Linked DNA regions of Mus musculus: region 1 is linked to region 2. Evidence: chromatin loops called from intact Hi-C (ENCODE). Cell type or tissue: heart. All regions are shown on one strand.

What was found. A loop is a pair of places that touch in the nucleus more often than their neighbours do. Peaks named below come from ENCODE experiments on the same cell type or tissue, not always from the same donor. Only the 100,000 strongest peaks of a DNase experiment are listed, where the experiment ranks them.
Region 1: a loop joins it to region 2, with 5 times the contacts of the local background. A loop is called at or near these places in 25 of 42 quality-filtered maps.

Annotation. Positions count from the first base shown.
Region 1 is chr9:46,242,169-46,244,668 of GRCm38, reverse strand. It overlaps Apoa4 (apolipoprotein A-IV), which reads right to left. Exons shown (of 3, transcript NM_007468.2): 3 at 1,211-2,390. The coding sequence ends at 1,379. Among named protein-coding and RNA genes, the nearest start is that of Apoa4, 2.6 kb to the right of the region's middle. In heart, no CTCF peak of the experiment used is centred here; no DNase peak of the experiment used is centred here; H3K27ac peaks cover 1,477 bases.
Region 2 is chr9:46,002,836-46,005,335 of GRCm38, reverse strand. It overlaps a transcript of Pafah1b2 not described here. Among named protein-coding and RNA genes, the nearest start is that of Sik3, 8.7 kb to the left of the region's middle. In heart, a CTCF peak has its summit at 1,449 (motif pointing left); a DNase peak (open chromatin) is centred at 1,345.

The DNA of each region.
Region 1 (2,500 bases), 240 kb before region 2:
AGCACAGCGCGCGCGTGATCCTGTGAGCGCGTGTGCTCGCGCGCACACACACACACACACACACACACACACATTTAGTATTTACATTGCCTTGATGGTTATATTAAGTGCTTGGCACCATCAGACCTTCTGAATAACTCTGGCCCAAGGTTCCTCATTTTTCCTTTCCAAAACAGGTTTTGTTACCTGCTCCAAATCACCCAGTAGAAGTATCAGGAAACTAGGATGCAAACCCAGGTCTGGGCTTATGACACACAGAGGACGCCTTGGAAGGGAGGGAGAAGGCCAGAGCAGCTGGGACCACCCACAGCATGTTCCAGTCCATCCCAGGGGAACTTTACCCATTCTGAGGCAGAGGGGTTTGACTTGCAGACCTGAGGCAGAGGCTACAGCCAGTATGTGAAATCTTTTGGAAGGAATCCCTGAACTACTCTACTCTGAGATTCCCTCCTTAGGGAGGCTCTAAGTCTCCAAGGGCAGGGAAAATTCATTCCAGAGACTGCAGCCTCCTGTGGCTGGCTGTCCCCATAAAACCACTGGGGTCCTCTGATGGGTTCATTTCTTTGCCCCAGCGACCACCAGCTTTGTCATAGACAGGCAAGCCACCCATCAGGAGGCTCCTGGGCAAAGCCTGTTCCACCTTGGCTGCCAAGGCTCGTTCATATCCCGTGGCATCTATTATACAGCTCTGGAGTCAACAGATTTATCCATAGGTGGAGAAAACTCCGGGGCAAACATGAGTACTTTACAGTGGGACAGAGTGGCTTACTTTTGTATAAATAAGTTCAAAGGCACAGGCATGTTCAAGAAGGGACTTGCCGTGCAGTAAACTCTTCAAGGTCAGGGACTGGGTCTTGCTGCCCTCCAGGTGTCCCTGTCAACACCAAGCCCGGTCTTCAGGCACACAATGCCACAAAGGCTGTTTTGACTAGTGCTCAGAATCTTGACTGGAACCTCAAGGGCGTTTGATAACTGTTTGCAGGCTGTGAACGGGATGTGTGTTTTGTTTTCTGCAGGCTGTGAACGGGATGCGTGTTTTGTTTTCTGATAGACTGGCGTCTTTTCTGCATTCTCCTCTCTAGCACACCAACCCCTGACCCACCCGAAGGCTCATTACCGGCCCCACCCCTCACCCCCATGTCCCCAGCCAGATGCCTTGATTTCCTCCCTACGTCAGGCCAGCCCCCAAGGAATCACAGGGCAACCCGATGGGGCTAATTTCTCAGTTGCTTTATTGAGTAGCGAGATGTGGCTTCACCTCCCACAGGACATGTGTCCTCAAGCTGGTACAAGAAGTGCCTGGGGACAGAGTGACAGACAGGTGGTGGGGCAGGACAGGTGTCTGCTGCTGTGATGGGCTGAGGGCACCAGGGACAGCTCAGCTCTCCAGAGGTTTGGGCTGCACCTGCTCCTGAGCCTGCTCCTGAGCCTGCTCCTGGGCCTGCTCCGGGAGGGGGAGGGCTTGAGGCTGGTCTGGGCTCCCCTTTTTTTCCAGGGTGCTCATAAAGGAGTTGACCTTCTCCCTCAGGCTCTTCTCCAGGAAGCTCAAGTGGCTTTCCACCTCCCCCGAATTGGGACCCAGCTGCTGTCTGAACTGTTCCAGCTGCTGCACCAGAGCCTTGTTGAACATCTCTCCCATGGGCTCCACAGTGCGTCGGAACTCCTCCACCTGCTGCTCCAGCTGCCTGTTCAGGTCTTCCAGAGACTTCTGCAGCCCTTCCGTGTTGCCCTTCACCTTGCTCTGCACGTCTTCCACCAGCGGGGCCAGATTCTTCTGCAGCTGGTCGATTTTTGCGGAGACCTTGGTCTGGAGCTCCTCCGCGTTCTTCTTCATCTGGAAGGCCAGGCCCTCCATCTGATGGTTGAGTTTCTCCTGCACGCCCACCGTCAGAGGGGCCAGGCTGCGGCGCAGATCCTCCAGGTTCTGGTCGATCGTGGCCTTCAGCTCGTTGGCACGGGGGGTTAGGTGCCCCTTGAGCTCTTCCATATTCCTGTTAAACTTGTCCTTTAAGTTGGTGGCAAGGGGCATCATCGAGGTGTGCAGGTTGTCCACATTCTCCTTGATCGTGGTCTGCATGCGCTGGATGTATGGGGTCAGCTGGAGCTTCATTTCCTGGGTCTGTGTGTTGATCTGATCTTGCAGGTCCACGGCATAGGGCTTCAGGTGCTCCTGCAACTTCTGCATGTTCTCCCCGAACGTCTGGGTTACTTTGTTGGCATGGGGCATCATGCGGTCACGTAGGTCCTCCAGCTCCTTCTTGATCTCTTCCTTCACCCTCTCAGTTTCCTGGGCTAGATGCCCACTCAGCTGTACGACAAAGGGCACCAGCTTGTTGTGCACCCCATCAGCATACGTACTAGCATCCCCAAGTTTGTCCTGGAAGAGGGTACTTCAGGGAAAGGATGGAGACAAGGAAGCACCATTAGATACGCTTGTAGAACACTCAGCTCTATACACCTGCTTAGGTCAGGAGTGTGTCCATGGGAACAGAGACCTCCG
Region 2 (2,500 bases):
AGTGAGGTACACTCTCCAGCTCCCAACTTTGATTTGATATAGACTATCACTGGAGTATTCATTAGAAGAAAATCCATTCAGGACAATGTTTTCTCGCAAACACATGTGTACCTTATGCCAAGGGCTCCTCATTTAATCAGCTCTCCAGTACTTACGCTATAAAGCCTTTTAAAAACCAGACCTTAGGCCCTTAATCCCAGAACTCTGAAGGCAGAGGCAGGTGCCATCCAAGGCTTGTTTTTGGCTGTTTGACACAGGGTCTTGTTATATATCCAAGCCTAGCCTCAAACTCACTATCCTCCTGAAGGTGAGGAGTACAAGCTGGTGCTGCCAGTCCTGGCAAGATCTGGGCATATTGGCTTTGGTGGTGGTGGTGGTGACAGTGTTGGTGGTGGTGCTGCTGCCGCTGGTGGTGGTCTTTGTTTTTATATGTGTTTGTATGTATGTATGTATGTATGTATGTATGTATGTATGTATGTGTGTGTGTATGGAGAGGCCAGAGGGCATTGTCAGGCATTGTCCTCAATCTCTCCCTCTGCTCTGTTGTACGCCTCTCTTGTTGAACTTGGAGCTTGGTGATTCAGCCAGACTGGCTGGCCGACAAGCCATGGCCACCCTTCTTGCCTCTGTGCCCTCAGCATTGGGATTACAAGTATGCATTGCCAAGTGTGTTTTTCAGGATGAAACTCAGGCCTCCTTGGTATCCTTGCATATCAAGTGCTCTGCTGAGGGAGCCACGTTTTCCCAGTCCTTTTGGAGGGTTGGTTGGTTGGTTTTGAGGCAAGGTCTCACATAGTTCAAGTTCTGCCTTGAGCTTGCTGTGTAGCCAAGATGACCTTAATCTTCTAATGCTCTTGCCTCTACCTTCCAAGTTCTGGGATCACAGGTATGTGCCACTGTGCCTGGCTAGAATCTTGTATATTTAGATCCTTTCTCTTAAATATAAAGGCTGGACAGTGGTAGCGCACACCTTTAACCCAGCGTTTGGGAGGCAGAGGCAGGCGGGTCCCTGTGAGTTTGATGCCAACCTGGTCTTAAGACACAGAGACACCCTGCCTCGAAGAAATGAATAAATGAATGAGTTAATTAATTAAAAGTGTACCTAAGATATTAGGAAGTCAGAACTAAAGGCATGCTTGACATTTCCCCTTCCTGTCTCTGGCTCTGCACCTGGTTCTCCTCGCCAGTGTGGAGCATCTGCCTTGGGAATTGCCTCTGGGTCCTAAGTGGTCCGTTTAAACCTTTCCCTGTTTTCCCGGCCAAGATTGGTGTGCTGCTTCTTGCACTGAGTGGCTGTCACTCGGGTTTTCTACCCGTGTTTCCAGCACATTTCTGCCACTGGGACTGGCTTCTGTAGGAACTGGGATTCTTTCTCCCTTGCTTCCTTTTCAGGCCCCTGTAAAACAGGAAAACCCAGTGAACCCTTTCCCTTGGCGGCAGCGACACCTGCTGGTGGGATTCTAAAGTACAGTTTGCCTTTTGCCTTTTAAAAAACAAAAAAACTAGGGCCCTCTAGTTCTTTCTATTTAAACTTCAGGGAAATTGAAAACTGGAAGCCCACGTCAAGAACCAGAGAGTTGAAATCCAATGGAAGCAGCCTCCAGGAAGCAGCATGTCTTTATGGCCAGAAAGGTAGAGGACTGGGAGATGGGAAATGGGTAATGTGCTTGCCACACAGGTGAAAGAATCTGAGTTCAGGAGTATGGGTTGCACCCACTAATCCCAGCACTCAGAAGGCAGACGCAGCCAAATACTTGAGTTCTTGTTTTGTTTTGTTTTGTATTTTTCGAGACAGGGTTTCTCTGTGTAGCCCTGGCTATCCTGGAACTGACTTTGTAGACCAGGCTGGCCTTGAATTCAGAAATTCACCTGCCTCTGCCTCCCAAGTACTGGGACTAAAGGCGTGTGCCACCACCGCCTGGCTAAAAACACTTATTTATTTATTTATTTATTTATTTATTTGGTCTTTTCAAGAGCAAGAACACTCTTAACTGTGGAACTATCTCTCCACCTTTTATTTTATTTTATTTTACTTTACTTGGGTGAAAATGGCCCCCATAGACTCATAGGGAGTGGCATTATTGGAGGTGTGGCCTTCTTGGAGGAACTGTGTCACTGGGAGCAGGCTTTGATGTTTCAGAAGCTCGAACCAGGCCCAGTGCCACTCTCTTCCTGCTGCCTGCTGCCAGATGTAGAACTCTCTGCTACTCCTCCAGCATCCAGCCTGCCTGTGTGCCACCATGCTCCCCACCATGATGACAATGGACTAAATCTCTTAAACTGTAAGCCAGGCCCAATTAAAGACTTTCTTTTTTAAGAGTTGCTGTGGTCATAGTGTCTCTTCACAGCAATACAACAGTGGCAAAGACACTAGGCTTCATAATCTTATTATTAATAATAAATAATACAAATTTTATACCAAAAAATGAAATTGTCACGACAGTGAAAAGAGAGCCAAACACAGTGCTATATGCCTGTAATCTTAGCACTGAGACCCTTT